Regions from separate parts of the Mus musculus genome. Here region 1 is linked to region 2. The links are chromatin loops, found by intact Hi-C in ENCODE. Cell type or tissue: gastrocnemius. All regions are shown on one strand. Each heading gives the region's core, and the rest is flanking DNA. Links, peaks and the distances in the headings are about the cores only. Region 1 has its middle 72 kb from the start of Mir3105. Region 2 overlaps Gm34561 (a long non-coding RNA gene).

Region 1 (8,200 bases), core at 3,124-5,623, 340 kb before region 2:
TACAGAGTAAAGCCTTGTCTGTCCTATTTAATTTCCTATTGCTCTGACAAAACACCGTGACCATGGCAACTTATGAAAGAAAGTGTTTAATTAGACTTGTAGTTTCAGAGGGTTAGAGTCCAGGATGGCAGAGCAAAGGCACAGCAGCAGGCTCAGCTGAGAGGTCACATCTAGATCTAAAATCAGGTGTCAGAGAGAGGTAGGGGGAGGAAAGAGAGAGACAGAGGGAGACAGAGACACAGAAAGAGACAAAGAGACAGACAAAGAGAGACAGAGAGACACAGACAGAGACAGGCACTGGTGATGTCATGAGTCTTTTGCAAACTCAAAGCTTGCCCTCAGTGGTACACCTCCACCAACAAGGCCACACCTCCAAATCCTTCCCAAATGCTCCCACCAACTAGGGGCCAAGCATGTAAACATACAGGCCTATGGGGAGCACTCTCATTCAAATCACTACATTGTCCCAACATAAAATAACACAAACACACATTTGCACCCCTCTCATACTCTGAACCACCCCTGTCATCTATGACCCTGCACAGTGGACATGCTGTACAAATACTTGTTCTGTTCTTTTGTTTGGGAAACAATGACAAGAAAAAGATGTCTGTGTACCATCACTACAAATATGGTGTTTATCCTGAATATTTCTGATTGATCACTGATGGTCTCATAGCTCAGAGGGACAGCTGTCTCTGCTTCCATCTTTGTTTCTCTGTATATATGTCAAAACTGTACATTCATCCATCCAGGCATGACAGTTCACTCTCTAGCACTTGGAAACCAGAGGCAAGACAGTCACCCCAGGTTGACACCAGCCTAGTCTACATAATGAGTTCCAGGTCATCGGGTGTTACATAGTGAGAATCTAGCTCCAGTTGTCAATCAAAAGAGAATTGTGTTCATGGTAAGACTCCATACCAGGGGTTGGAGAGATGGTTCAGTAGCTAAGAGCCCTGGCTGCTCTTCCAGAGGATCTGGGTTCAATTGCCAGCAACCACATGGTGGCTCACAAATGTCTATAACGCCAGTTATTAATCTCAAAGACAGAAGGAAAGCACTGGCCCAAATTATTGTGGCCAAATTAATTAAAGCAAGTTTTTTTTTTCATTTGTGTACATGGGCTGCCTCCTCCTAAGGCGGGGGTGTAAGCATTGGATGTGAGGAAGCCAAGGCTTTTATAGCTCAGGACTAGAGGGTTTCCAAATGGGGGATTTAGTGGGAAAAATTGGAAGGGTTATAGGAGCAGAACATAAGCATGACACCTAACACCTCCTGACAGGAAGACATAATTGCAATGTGGTCTCAACAACAGGTAATCATAGCAACCATTTGAAAACAAAGATAATGTTGCAAGATGGTTATTGGCTTTTTGAAACAAAGACACCCTAGCTGTTTCTTGGAACAGGCAGTAGAGAACCATTTGTAGTTAAAGTTATAGGCACTGCATAGCCTAATCCTTGAGAAGCAGAGCTTTAATCATAAACAGGAACAAACCTAATTTGTCTTTACTGTAAGATGGCTTTTAAATTTAAAATGGCATCCGGCTGGTTCTTCATTGTCCCAGGAGTTCAAATGCCCTCTGCTGGCCTCATCAGGTATTGCATGCATGTAGTGCATAGACCTACATAAAAACACTCATGCACATAAAATTAATTAATTAATCCCCATACCAAGCCAGCATCACAAGGCCTTGGCTTTTCTTTAAATTGAATCTTAGCTAATTTTTCTTTAAATTGAATTTAGTCTCTTCAGCTTAGAGAAACCACCCTGAGTTCTTCACCTGAGCACCTGTTTGTTAAGCTCTGGCTGCAGATGGTCTGCTCAGCCATCCAGTGTCTGATCCCTGGGCTCTCCCTACCCACACTCCTGCATCTCCACCAGCAGGGATTAAGAAGGGAAGAGGCTAAAGGCCTAATCTATGTGCCTGGCAGATTCTGAGGCTATAGCTATCAATTTTTGTTTCTTCCTCTTCCTCCTCCTCCTCCTCCACCTCCTCTTCTTCTCCTCCTCCTCCTCCTACTTCCTTCTTCCTTCTCCTCCTCCTTCTGCTCTTCTCCTCTTCTCCTTCTCCTCCTTCTTCCTCTTCCTCCTCCCCCATCCCCATCCTCCTCCCCCTCCCTCTTCACCCTTGCCCCTAACTTCCTACAGTCAATGCCCCTGTTTCCTCTCTCAGTGTCCATCACATTTTGACCCTCTCTGAGAAAGTGGTGGCAGACTCCTGGGAATGCAACTTCAACCTTCATGAATTCAAATTATGTGGGGGAGGGGGTAATGAGTCTGGATTAATTGCTCAGTGAGCCTGTAGTAACCAGTCCTCTTAACTGACTAGAGAGCAATTAAATTAAGCTGCTACAAAATGCTGTCTCCACAAAGCCTTCAAGAAGAGCCGATTAGCCAAATTGTATCTTCAGTTTAAGGAGCAGAATTCCCATCTCAAACTGGTTGAAGCAAGCGGAGGGATTAGGCCTTATTTTAATGTCTCTGAAAAGCCCCAGGGGTAGAGTAGCTCAGAGGAGTCCCAGCAGGGTCCTCCATGGGCTTCCCTGGTTCCTTGCTTCTCCCTGTGGTTCTTGTGGCCCTCCCCTCCCCTCCCCTCCTCTCCCCTCCCCTCCCCTCCCCTCCCCTCCCCTCCCCTCCCCTCCCCTCCCCTCCTCTCCCCTCCCCTCCCCTTTCTGTGGTGTGCTAGCCCCAGCAGCTGTAAAGAATGTTACTTTTCCAGAAGTCCTGAGCCATGCTGGCCTTTGCTCCCTGAGTCTGCTGGGCTCCAAGGTCCCTCCCTGAGCCTTGCCTGCAATGATGGAGCTGCCAGCTGCATAGCTGTGACCTGTCCTTCTGCAGGATCAGGTGTACCTGGGCCATCTGAACCAACAGGAACTGGGCAGGCAATCTCAGGAATGAAGCAGGTGCTTAAGTGAAGTGGGGCCAGCAGGCAGGCAGGTAGGAGAGCGGGATCTCCTGGCAGAGCCATCTAGTCAACAATGAGAGAGCATCACCGGGGGCATGGCACGATAAATGGATGTTTCTTGGATGCTTTTAACAGCGATAGTCTACTTCTCCCTCTTTGCAAAGTGACTCTTACTCTCACTGACCCTGCTGAGGTAAAGTGTCCTCTGCACACTGATCAGAGGCATAGTCGTTGACCCAGGACCAATGTCATCATCTAGGAGAGTTTTCTTTCTTTGTCCTTGGTGTGGCAGACCTGCCTCCTCCTGTGAGGTCACTGCCTGGCGGAGGTGCCCAGTCACCTGTGCATGGACCTTCCTGCCCCCTTTGAACTGGGATGGGGTGCTGTGCCTATTTTTAGGGCCCAGTGTCATGTCATCTTTGATGTACTTGTCCTCTTAACTCAAGAGAGGAACACTGCTTCCACTTAATGACAAGGACATCCATAAGCTTGAAAGTGAAGGCCAAGCTAATGGATGGTCTGGGACCCAGTCCAAGTGTGTTGGCTTTCAAACTACCTGGGACATAGGCACTGTGTCAACCCCTAGAAGGACCTGAAAGGAGCAGATCACATAGTGGGGCTGTCCTACCCTGGGTCCCACCTCCTGTGGAAGGTTGGATTTCATTTAATGCAGTGGGAAGCTGGGTTTGCATGTGGAAGGACAAGTGTAGGCCTCTTTGTACACACAGGTATAGGGCTCAGAGCATCTCCATGCCCATACATAACAGCATCCCACCTGGGAGCATGGACCAGTAATACAGAGCTGAGTATCCTGATTGGTATGTCACAGAGTTCAGCACCCATATCAGGGAAAGATCTATTTGTCTTTTGAACAATGTGTCTTTTTGGTTCTGTGTGGAAAGAACCCTGGGGCCCCTTCCAGACCCCTCGTCCAAGATCAGAGTACAGGTTTCCAACTAGTCAGGGGTTCCCTGTTTCCACTCTTAGCCAGTCCTTGGTGTGTGATGTCTGTGGGCCTAAGTCTACAAAGCTAGGTGGGGTGAAGTCTTCTAAGAGCTCTGTCATGCTTTTAAATGAGTGGTAGGATGCTGGGCATAGGCCTGTTGCCTGGGCAACCTTAGGTACCAAGTCTCACTCAACATCTGTGTCTTAGGCCCAGCCAGTAGAGGGTGCTGGGGTTTTATTCAGTCTCTGTGTCTTAGGGCCAGGCAACAGGGGGTGCTGGTGTCTCATGCAGGCTCTGTGTCTCAGATCTAGCCAGCAGGGGGTGCTGGGGTCTCATGAAGTCTCTGTGTCTTAGACCTAGTCAGCAGGGGGTGCTGGAGTCTCTGTCTCAGACCTAGCCAGCAGAGGGTGCTGGAGTCTCTGTCTCAGACCTAGCCAGCAGAGGGTGCTGGAGTCTCTGTCTCAGACCTAGTCAGCAGGGGGTGCTGGAGTCTGTCTCAGACCTAGCCAGCAGGGGGTGCTGAGGTCTCATACATCCTCTGTGTCTAGAATCTAGCCAGCAGAGAGCACTGGGGTCTCAGTCTCAGAACTGGCCAGCAGGGGGCATTGGGGTCTCTGTCTCAGGACTGACCAGCAGGAGCACCAAGGTCTCACTCAGTCTCTTATCTCAGGCCTGCAGGTACGGCCATGTCCAGCATCTGGAACATCTGCTTTTCTATGGCGCAGACATGAGCGCACAGAACGCCTCAGGGAACACAGCCCTGCATATCTGCGCCCTCTACAATCAGGTCAGTGGCATGCACATCCCTCACCCTAACCCTGGGGCGCATTGGACACTGGGTGGAGAGACTGGCCAGGGTATCTCTGTGACCCTCACCTGCTGCCTTACTGAGAACCAGAGGCTGGTGAAGCTGTGAGCAGCCCCAGGTCACATTCCAGATCTACAGTCAGCCCTGCACAGTGCCAGTGACCCAGGCTGCTCATTGTCTAAAAGACACAGGAGAAGCTGGAACCTCCTGTTCCCCTGGCTGAGTGCCAATTTTGCTTGGTCCCAGAGCCTGGCACTTGGGTAACCCTTCCGCTCTCCTTTTCACTTGTGGTTAAATGTGAATAACAAACATGACTCTCATAAACACGTGGGCACACAGTGCTTTGACAGTCAGCACATTCACAACACTGTATGGACATCCCCACTCCCCACCTCCAGAATTTTTCATCTTCCCAGACTGACTCTCTGTCTCCCCAGGAAACACTGGCTCCCGACCCCCCACCCCCACAACCCCTAGTTCCCCATCCTGCTCTTTGCTCTAAGGACCTCTGAAGACTAGGATTTTGCAGGAGATAGCCACCTATGCTAAGCTTCTTCCACTCAGCATCATGTTCTCATGGTCTAACCTGTACTAACGAGTGCCAGACACTCTGCCTTCTGAAGTTTGTTTCCACACCACTGAGGGACGGGCACCTTTGCTTACCTGCTTTCCCCTGGGTGGACATGTGGCTTGTTCTGCCTTTGGCTGTTGTGGTTTCATGTTGCCATGAGGCCTGGGTGTGCAGATGCAGGGTCTAGCCTCAGCTATCTTTTGACCTCCATGGGGACAAACTCCTAAGCAGATTTCAAGGTACATGACACACTGGTGCCCACACCCCTCCCCCAAGCTTCCCTGGCAGACCCTGGTGGGCAGTGTTGTTCCAGAATCCCTATGAGGAACATGGTCCCTGCTCTCTGGAAGGGAGGCACCTTAGTAGCTGGGACTTGGATCCTGGACCATGAGTAGGTTGAGCTGGATGTGGAGGGGAAGTAAAGATGGATGTCCCGGGGTGGGGGTGGGGTGGGGTAGAGCATAGTGCTGCTCAAAGGATGTGGGTGGACTTCAGGGCCAGCTTCAGCAAGCAGGAAAGTCACCAATGTCCTTGGTGCTCAAGGTCAGGTTGACAGGGCAACCCCACTGAAGACGCTGCTTTCTTGTTTCTCTTCTCACTTGGTGAAACCTCAAGTCTGGGGCTAATGACCCACGGACTTGACCCCAGGCAGCCCAGCAGAGGGACTGGGGAAAGACTCTCCCTCTTGAAGGGCAGAGGGATCTCAGTGGTGAGGCTCTGCTGAGCCTGGGATGTGGTCTCAGTGAACACTGAGTTCTCTTCCAGTTTCAGAGCAATAATCTCATCACACCACTGACAGTGACCCTAGATGACAATTCAAGCCTTAGCTTACATCCAAGTTTGTTACCAGGCCCTAATGGCTGGCCCCAAGTCCACTCTACTTCTAGCCAGTAACTTTCCTGGATCATTCACTCTTGAGAACTCCTACAAACCCTTTAAGGCCCCACTCACATGGTCCACACCCAGTCAAGCCTTCTGACCATAGAATCTGTGAGTGTCGTTGCTCATGGTTAGGCTGATGGAATCGGTGTTTCAGCTGGAGTGTCTTGCAGGGCTCCTGGCTTGCACGCAGAGTATATTCACAGTGCAGATGCCCCTGGGGTCCACCGTGGAGCTGGAATGGGGGAACCCTTGTTAAGTGTGGGAATATTCAGCTGCCTTAGAAAACACATCATGAGGCTTGGCTGGGGCTAGGAAAACATCTGCACCAACATCTGCTTTGTAATGATTGCCTGCTATGGGAAAACAAGGCTTAATTTCACTCAGTATATTTCAAGCATATTTTAATCATCAAAAAATATAGGAAATCACAGTTTCTGTCACTTAAAATAATTGTGGGCATGATGATGGTCTTTGAAAAGGAGGCTGCAGAGTTTTATTAGGCAGCCTCTGTTCTTGACTATATAGGAGACTGAACGTGCCGGGGTTTACTCCACATACCCCAGAGCTGTCTTCATCCCTAGGAGGATCCCTAGATGGCCAGAGCTCCCAGGAAAACCTTCTCCCCATATAATGTCAGTTAGAATAGAGATAGCTGACATTACAGGGCCCATTGGTAAACATTTGATGCTTTGGTCACTGCCTGGACCCTCTGGTCACATGTCAGCTGAGCAGCCATGGTATAGCGGTCAGAAGTGACAGGTCATGGAAAGTGGCCATGCTGCAAGAAAGTTATTTGTTCAGTAAACAGGGAGGAGGGGTGGGGTTGGAGGAAGGGGGTGATCTGGCCCGCAGGCTATTAGCCATCTTTGGAGTAGAAGGCTACACTATCTTTTCCTCGCACCTCATTTATAAATTTGTGCCTCCCCAGGACTGGGTGACTTCCATCCAACAGGCCAGTGAGTCTGAGCAAGGGTGGGGAGAGCTGTCCACTCCACAAAGCTGCCCTCTCATGAGGGCAACCTGCTGCCACCCAGCTTCAGACAGTATGCCTGTTCTCTGAAGCCTGGGACAAATTGAGCCAAGGTGACTAATCTTGTGGCACCTCCACCGGATACTGTGTTGGTTTATAGGCTCTGGAGTTACTGACCACACAGCCCCTTGACACCATGACAAGTTGGGATATCAGTGAGTGTACCTGAATCTGTCCTCCCCTGGATGGTAGGGGGTCTTCAGTCTGTCTCAGTCCATAGCTGTGTCTGAATTGTGTGAGTGAAGTTGCCTTAGCACTGCTCTGAGGGTCACAGTCTTGCATAGCTTCCTCATGGGAGCTGTCTCAAGAGTGAAGGATAAGTCAGCCTTTGGCACTGCACATAGAGAGTCCTCAGTCTTTTCTCCCCTTATCACCGCCTTGCTGGCATCTGTGCCCATGGCACTTTGTCTTCAGATATGTGTGGCTTCACAGGCTCGGTTGTTGATAACAGAGACCATTGCATAGGAAGTGGTGTCATACTGGGTATGCAGAGGATGTACCCCAGGGAGGGAGAGAATTCAGAAGGGCAAGATTCAGGGCAAGGAGAGACATGGCCTCAGGGACATGGGATAGTGATGAGGAGGCCTGGCCCACTGGGCTCTGATGGGCATAAACTGGGGGATGTGCAATTAGGTGACCTGAATGCACTTTGGATCTAGGGTTGCTAAGAGGCTGAAGTAGAAATCAAACATCTGTGATACCTGGCATGGGGTGAGGACTCAGCAACTCGAAGCTGTAATGGTGGTGTTGAAGATAGTTGAAGATGATGATGTTCATGGAGATTATGGTGGTGATGCTGGTGATGCTGTAGCTGTTGATGAGGTGATGGTAGTGATGGTGATTATAGTGATGAAGAAGCTATTATGGTGAAGTTAATGGGAATGATGTTGATAATGGTGATAGTAAAGTTAATGATGATGGTAATGCTGATGGTGGTGCTGATGGTAAAGTTAGTGATTCTGATGGTGATGATGGTGGTAATGATGATTAAAGAGAAAATGGTGGTAGTAATGATGGTGATGATGGTGATATTAAACTTGGTGATGATGATG
Region 2 (8,200 bases), core at 2,759-5,258:
CCACCATGCAGCCAGCCAGGCTCCCGAAACCCCCTCTCCCCCACGCTCAGAGGAGACTCGAATGTCAGGTGACGGTTTTATCATTTCAGAACTAGCCCAGCCCATCTCTAATTATAAAACATCTTTTTCCTTTTTTTTTTTTTCTCTCTTCACTTATGCTCACAACCACGTGTCTGACGAGGCCTGGAACAGCGCTACAATGAACACATAAAATTTAGCAATTAAAAAAAATCTTTCTTTACTGCAAGTTTAAATATGTGTACAGATAGTTCATAAGCACAATACTTTAAGAAGAAAATGGCTGGTCTACTAGGCAGCCTCTGTGCCACCCAGTGCTGGAAAACTAAAGGGAAAGGGGGTTGTGGTTTAAAAATACCATTTCCTTGGGACAATTATACAAGCGACCTTTAAAAAATTAACCTTCCCTGGTCACATCCGAACCTGTGACATCAAGTTGTTTTTCAGCTTTTGCCACAGTTTCATCATTGAAGGGCAATTATTTCATCAAAAAGATTAGAACCCATGACTCTGCGGTTTCTCCAACAACAATGCACATACATGCATACTACACACACACACACACACACACACACACACACACACACACACACCCTCATGCATCCACCACAACCCTTGTTATGGAGACCAGACCTTTGAATCTTATTCTGTCCCCAAAACCCTTTGCAGGTCAACCCTAACTTCTGAGTCATCCAGTCAGCTGGTACCAGGTGACTGTTGAGCACCACGCTCTGGGTTCCCTCATCCACAGCATGGCGAATGAATGAGTAACACTCCAGAGATGCTGCAAGTCCAGACACTGCGGGTAGCCACTGAAGAATTCAGAGAGTGTGAAAATGTGGCCTCGCCATTAACTTGTCTTCCAATGGGTGGTTCTTCGAAGTCCCCTCAGTGTGCCATAGCACTAGGCTCCTTTCCTTTGCTTCTGGTTGGCATTACCTCTGTGCTCAGTGCCAGGCAGATGCTAGGCAGGAGAGACCTGGTGGCTTGGGGCACGCTGAGCTTAGGCAGCAGGTGACAAGCTGCGACTGCCTTCCTTAGACTTCAAGCCACATGCCTCCAAGCAGAAGCAAGCTGACTGTCAGCCTTGGAAGCTGATAGGCCAGCTTTGCTTTGCAGTGTCTGGTCACAGGAACACAGCTGGACCTATCAGAACTGACCCCCAATCACCCAAACACACATTTGCCTAGATACTGGGTCTCTGTCTCTGACAGTTGATTTTGCGCAGAAAGCAATAGTCCCTCATTGAAATTGCCGCCCATTGTTCCCCCGACACACACTCGGACATGTCAGGACCAGGCCCTACCCCAGGACCCTCTTCAGTGGTGAACCAGATGTTAAACTGCTCATGAGGACCATGTTACCACTATTCCAGGTTTTAAGATCAACTTTTGTTATATACTGTAATTTAAATAACTGCATAAATTTACATGCCTAGTTTCTGTAATATTGTGTATACAAAACCAAAATCTCTCAAGCTGTAAATTGTGTATACCCATCAGGATCCCTACTCTGGGACATCCGTGCGCATTTTAGATTTAATTCATACAATTAAAAACTCAATGTGACTGCTGACGTGCTGAAACTTTACATAAGAATTATTTGTGATACTTTAGTTAATAAAATGGTGAGGTTTTTTTTTTTTTTCCTGAGTTATTGAACAGGCAAACATTACCCAGCTGACCTGGCAATGACCTTTTGTGTGTGTGCGGGTAGGGGGGCCACAAATATTGATTTTTTTTCTCCCATTAGCAATTTTGGGTTTTGAATATGAACATGTTTCACACTATAGTTTGTGTGTAACGACACATGTCACATTACCTTTGTTGCTGTTAATTTTGTGCTCCTTTTCTTTTTAGACTTTATTTATTTAGAAGGAGAGAGAGGAAGAGGGAGAGTGAGGGAGAGTGAGAAAGTGAGAGAGAGAGAGAGTTCCTGTACTTTGCACTTTTCCCCCAAATCCTTCAATCTCTTGTATGGCAACCAAAATTACTGTAAAAAAAATAAATATACTCTTGCAATAAGGTTGTGTTCTGATTACAAAGGAGCTGACTCCCCCTCCCCCGCCCCTCCCCCCCAAGAGCAGGCAAACTTGCCATCAGAAATAGGGTGTTGTTTTGCACACTTCAACCTGCTTTACCTGGGCAAGGTAACAGGATGGCATCTTCCCTTCAGCCACTTCACCTCAGGCCCGTTTTCTCAAGTGCCCTCGTTGTCTAAATGAAAACCTTGTATAGTATTTCAAAATTGTGCAAAATGTCAAAAATGTGACCACTCCTGTGAGCACGGGTCCCAGGCCTGGCTGTCCCTTCTGTCTCAGGGGTGGGTGCAGGGCCACCAGAGACTGACCTCCGCTTGCCTCCTTCTTTCCCAGAAGGAGAGGTGTCCTCACAGCAATGAGGGCTGTCGGCCGGCCAGGGACCACGGGAGCAGAAGACTGAGTGGCTTCTCTGGCTGACCTAAGCAGGTGCTGCTTCTACAAGCAGCAGTGGACTAAGGCCAGGGCAGAAGGAGAAAATCTGGGTCTTTGGCAAACATCTGGACCAGGAGCTTAGGGCCATCTGTGTGCTCCTGGAAGTATATCTGAAAAGCACTGAGCCTCTCTGGCCTCCTGAGTTCTTCCCCAACAGGGTCTCTCCTTGAGCACACCCTTCATCCAAGCAGCAGCCACTGTGTCCCCATCTTTGTCCTTTGTTCCCTGTGCTCCTCCTGTAGAGTCTCCTCGACCATCAGCTCCCCTTGCTTCACTGTCTGACAGCTTTTTCCAGACCTCTCGGTAAACTGGGCATCCATCAGGGGACATCTACCGGCCGACCTTCTCTGTACTTGAACTGTGTTTAAGGCATTTGCTCCCCAGGGGTCTGGACCATGCTGCACCTGCAGAGGCCCTGGGTGGGAACATCCTGTGTGTGGGAGGGAGGGGGGTCACACAGACACTGGCATTCAGACTGCCTGCTTTAGGTAGTATCTGGCAGTGTCCTGTGCCCTGCCCCAGATTCTAGCAGCCCTCTGGCTCCACCCCTGCAAGTCCCCACTGTCCTGATGATGCTGTTTCTTCCTGCACTCTGGGACGTGGGTCTGCAGCTCACAGTCTTTGCTGGTTTGTATTTAAAAGTCACAGCAGCCACTGTTGGCGACTTCTACTAGAACTCTGTTCACAGCCAATCTGAAACTTTAATATTGAGCCTTCAATAAATTCTGGATAGAGAAATTGATTTAAAAAACAAACAAAGTGTGTGCCTTGGGTGTTCTGAACTAATCTGCATAAATACCATACTGTAACTGTACATTTGATAAGAAGATCGATGTATAATGTAGCTGATTTAAACAAAATAGTTCTAGTGCCTTGTCTTCTGAACTGGAAGCCCATAGCAATGCACAACCTAAAGAAACAAAGCCCGACTGGAGAACTGAGTGCTGAGAGGAGCTAGGCCCTGTGCAGGGCCCTTCTCATCAGAAGACTGTGGAATACACAGTCTGTTATGCTTAAAAAGAGAGAGAGAAAGAGAGAGAGAGAACGTTGAAACAGAATTGTGTTATCAACTAATTTTCCATTAAAAATGCTCTCTGCTATATCACGTCCAGTATTTTCATTTAAATGCAAACATGTTTTAGAGAATTATCATGGGGGAGGCGGTGTCATTTCTGATGGCATCCTGGGTGGGCAGCGCTTGTATTATAGCGCCCCCTGGTGGCACTGGCCAGTGCTGCTTACCGAGGGCAGCGGTGGTCTTGGTTTTATGTTTTGCTAAAAATGACAAAATATGTGCATTCTCATGACTGAGACTAGACATTAGAAGCATGTCGGTGTGACTCTAGTCTCACAACTGTCAGCTGTTTCCAGAAATTCAAGATGTCAGATTTCCCTGAGTGGCCTCCATCCTTCGTGTGGTGGACACACTCTGGGAGCAAGCATTTTGTCCCTGGATCTAGACTAATCACAATTATAGTGATCCTCAAGGGACTCAGCCAGAGAGGGGAGTGATGCCACCACACACCATGTCTCCTTAGCCTACTGATGGCAGAGGTAGGGTGGACTGACATGCCATAGAGTGGTACTGTCACACACACACACATACATACACTCACACAAACCTTAAAGATACAAAGAGTGCCTCAGACCCAGAATCCTCCCACCAAAGCTCCAAGACTGTCATGAGGCTGTGCTACAACCAGCAGGCTGTGAACTCACCGGTCACAGGATTTAGGCAGGGTAGGTCCCCATAATCCCAGAAGCTGAATCACGGAATACAGAGGGGCACCTTCTTCCTAGTGTTAGCACTGCACCCACACAAGGCATGTGCCTGAGGGTCAAGAGTCCAAAGGTGAGACTGGACACTGCCCACAGGCACTGGGTGAGATGCCCAGGTATCCTAGAGACACAACCTAGAGTCAACTCAGCAACTCTCTTGGCTGTTCATGGAAATCAAGCCACCCTGATGTTGCCCAGAACTGAGGGAGTGTGGAGAACGCACTGTATAAAGGCAGTGGCATAAGCAGAGTGCAGCCTGGGCACAGCAGGGTTCCCTCCAGGAGTGTGTACCAGCTACAGGGCAGAGCCTTACTCCAGGGCACTTCAGTCTCAGTTTTGGAACTAAGTCCTGCTTGAGTCATGGAAAGGAGAGTCCCAGTTTACTACTGTGCAACCTCCCTGGCCAGGTTCACCTGGAAGGGAGAAGCCACAGATGCCCTAGGAATAGGCCACTTGGTCAGAGTCCACACCTGATGACAGGGTCATGACCTCTCCCTTTCTCCTTCCTGAGTCATTAATGCAATTCAGGGATTCTGGAAGCTCAGTACTGCCCAGGATCACACCCCACACAAAGTTTATAGAGAAGAGAAGAAGGCTGGAATCAGAAACAGACCACCCTAACTTCCTTACCTGTCTGTGGTCAAGATTGCCATACACAGGGACCCTGACCTTCAAATAGAGGACCTAAAAGAAAAGAGCACCTGTAGCATTGACTGTTCCCTGAGAACCGTCGCAAGCTGACGTCCCTTTTATAGATGTAGGAACTGAGGCTCAGACATGTAGATGCCATGTGGACAGGAACTCCAAAGGCCCAGTTCCCAACATGGGCGCACACAACTGCCACTCACAGCTAGGAACTACCTGCAGTCTCTGGTGTTTTTCTCTGATGCCCATGGTGGTGACCTGGGTGCTAGTCCACCACAGTGGCTTTTCTTCCACAGCTCCCTCTACTGGTGAGAAGAGGGCTTTTGCCTTTCTGCCCCTTCCAGATCACAGGTGTGACAGAGGAGGTCAGAGCTGAGGAGGACAGGGGCAGCCATAAGCATAGACCCACTGCCCTGAAGCCAGGAAGGAAGCCAGAACAGGACAGCCGCAGACCTCCCTGGCTGTGGAGCACACCCTCTGATCCAGCTCAAAGCAAACCCTCCACTTTCAAGCAAGAATCTGTGAACTGTGACTGCAAAGACCCCATCAGAGACAATGAGCATGCAACAGCTCTAAGGAAACCCTACGACCTGAATCTTTCCGTCTCCACAGCAGTCTCCTCCCTCCCCTTGAACCAGCTTTTTGGGAGAGAGGGACACTCACTGGACCGTGTAGCTGCTCCTCTTCATTAAGGGGAAGGAGACAACAGAAGCTGAGAGCGTGAGAGACAAGCCTGGTTTGTTTACAGCAGGCACATGGAGACTGTTGCCCTGCCAGTCTTCAGCCATGGGCAGGAAGGCAGGCTCGAGAACATCTGACAGGAGGTGCATTCTGGGAACCAGGAAACCAGAACAGTTAGTGATGCTGGGCTCGTCGCACTGGGTTTGAGGGTCATCCCCTCACTAGGTGCACACTGGAACATAGAAGAGGGACCCACAGCCTGCCCTTCTTCCCACCCCGACAACATCTCTTCCTACAGCCCTTGGTCCTGGACATTTTCTTCACTTTCCACTCTGAGACTGTTCTCATAGCTACAGTATCCCTGACTCCTCATGGAGATGTCTTGTCTTGAACAATACTTTCTGGGATGGCATGGCTATTTCTGTCATGAGTGAATGTGGTCACCTACAGGGGACTTCCATGAGATTGTGTCCCCAATGGTCACTATCTGGAGAGGGTGTTTCCTCGTTCTTGGCATCTTGTTCAAAGAACTGAAGAAGCACAAACAAATGGAAAGAGAGCAGGGGCTTTATTCAGAAGCAAAGCTCTATTCAGCAAAGAAGCAGTGGGCAAGAGGGTGTGAGGCCCCTCCCTGGTCATAGCTGGGCTTTCTTCTGTGGATCCAAGGGGAGGAAGTGGCTGCCAGGTGTGGGGTATGGGTAGTTTTCCATTTGTTTTTATTTTGGGGGTGGGGTATTCAAGACAGGGTTTCTCTGTGTAGCCCTGGCTATCCTGGAACTCGCCATGTAGACTAGGCTGGCCTTGAATTTATAGAGATCCACTGGCCTCTGCCGAGTGCAAGGACCAAAGGCTTGCATCACTCATCGTACCTGGATGGTTTTCCATTTTGATTGACAAGTTTGGGTTACGTAAGTCTTATTCTCTGTTCATTTTCCCTCCCATGATGCATCTGGATTTAACATGTGCTCATCGATACACATAGGCATAAGATGGGAACTAGGGGGTTTTCCCTGAAAGTTCACTCTGAGGACACATTTGGCCATTCATTCATCCAAAACCAGTCCAGGATGGATCTGCACACTGCCTCTAGGTCCCAGATGTATTCCATGATATTTGACCCCAAAAGAGATGTGTGGCTCATGCCTCATGGGTACCCCAGGAGGTTTCAAGGGAGTGCACCACACCTTGCCCTACATATTAGCAGTTAAAGGATCCTGAAGGGAGATGCTACTCCAGCAACATAACCAACTGGAAGCCACTGTTCCCTGGGAGAGACCCCTCACCCTCGATTCCTCAAGTGATCCCCTAGCCCATGCTCCTGCAATGGCTCCTCCCCCACACTCTGCTAGTGACTCCTTGTCCAGGTCAGGAACCCCAGTTAAAACCACTGGCTTACCAAGCTGAGCTTGGGTGGACTGTTTCTTTGATCTGTGGTTGGCCTCCCATCTTGCTATGGCCTTCATGGCTTGGGATTGACCTTCACACAACAACAAAGAGAGACAGATAGACAGAGAGAGGGGAGTGAAGGAGGGAGAGAGGGAGAAAGGGAAGAAGGTAGGGAGGGAGAGAGAGAGGGAGAGAGAGAGATTGGGTGGGTCATATGAGCTGAAGGAGATGATCCAGCAATAGCTGGGAAACGGCATGTTTTCTGTATATGGCCTGAATGAGGAGGAGGGCTAGCTAACCTCAGTCCTGGGTCTCTGTAGCAGACACTGTCGGGTGTCTATCATCCAGGAGGAGGACGCTATGGTTGATGTATGGTTTCCACACACATTGTCAACACCCACACACAGGACGTTGCTTTGCTAATCCTAAGCCTGGCCCAGGAAAGGTCTTACCCTTCCAATGGGTCTGAGGCACTGAGGTCCTTGACGTGGCTGTGCTCATGATAATAATACACATTCACTCAGGACTTCATCCATTATCCACACTGTCTAGGGTGAACAGACATTCGTTCACATCTCTCAGGAAAGTTACTGCAACAGTTGGTGCTTACACAGGGACCAAACAATAAAACAGAGATGCTCTCTGAAGGCACATGGGCATTGTGCGTGCCCTGGGTGACGAGATACAACTGAAGTTAAGCTAAGGATGGAGTGTCCACAGGCCAATCATGACACGGCCGTCTTTGTTCATGTTCCATTCAATGCCTTCTTCCTGTGGATGTGGCTACACATCCCTAGCTGTCATCACAAGGTGAAGTGTTGAAGTGTCCGGGGGTGAGGAGCAGGGTAGCTGTCTTCCTCTGTGTCACCACACAGAATGGCACACCTCCTTCATGAATGGAGTCTGCCACATGAGTACAGAGAAGCCCCTGAGCAGCTGGCAGACTGGAGAATAAATTGTGACCTGTGAAGTGACTCAGACAGGACAGGACTGTGAGTTTAGATGATGGGACATGCAACTAAGGCTGAGTCGTCAGCCAAAGGCATTGCCTCTTGTGTCAGGAGGGATCATGAAGAGGAGAGGTGTGTGAACACTGTCCTCCACACTAGATTCTGACCCAGCAGGAAAGGGGTCGGGGTGGGGCGGGGGTGTGGAGATGTTGACTACTGTGTCTTAAGGCTAGAGGATCAGAAAAGACACGTAACAAATTATATCTTT

Evidence for each region. Peaks named below come from ENCODE experiments on the same cell type or tissue, not always from the same donor. Only the 100,000 strongest peaks of a DNase experiment are listed, where the experiment ranks them.
Region 1: a loop joins it to region 2, with 2.3 times the contacts of the local background. A loop is called at or near these places in 21 of 42 quality-filtered maps.

Annotation. Positions count from the first base shown.
Region 1 is chr7:144,077,276-144,085,475 of GRCm38, forward strand. It overlaps a transcript of Shank2 not described here. Among named protein-coding and RNA genes, the nearest start is that of Mir3105, 72 kb to the left of the region's middle. In gastrocnemius, for the core only: no CTCF peak of the experiment used is centred there; DNase peaks (open chromatin) are centred at 4,377 and 4,858.
Region 2 is chr7:144,422,453-144,430,652 of GRCm38, forward strand. Gm34561 (a long non-coding RNA gene) reads right to left here. Exons shown (of 3, transcript XR_870067.3): 2 at 6,993-7,073; 3 at 3,642-5,746. It overlaps Shank2 (SH3 and multiple ankyrin repeat domains 2), which reads left to right. Exons shown (of 16, transcript NM_001113373.3): 16 at 1-2,042. Among named protein-coding and RNA genes, the nearest start is that of Gm34561, 4.8 kb to the right of the region's middle. In gastrocnemius, for the core only: CTCF peaks have their summits at 3,722 (motif pointing left) and 5,221 (motif pointing left); DNase peaks (open chromatin) are centred at 2,884, 3,708 and 4,492.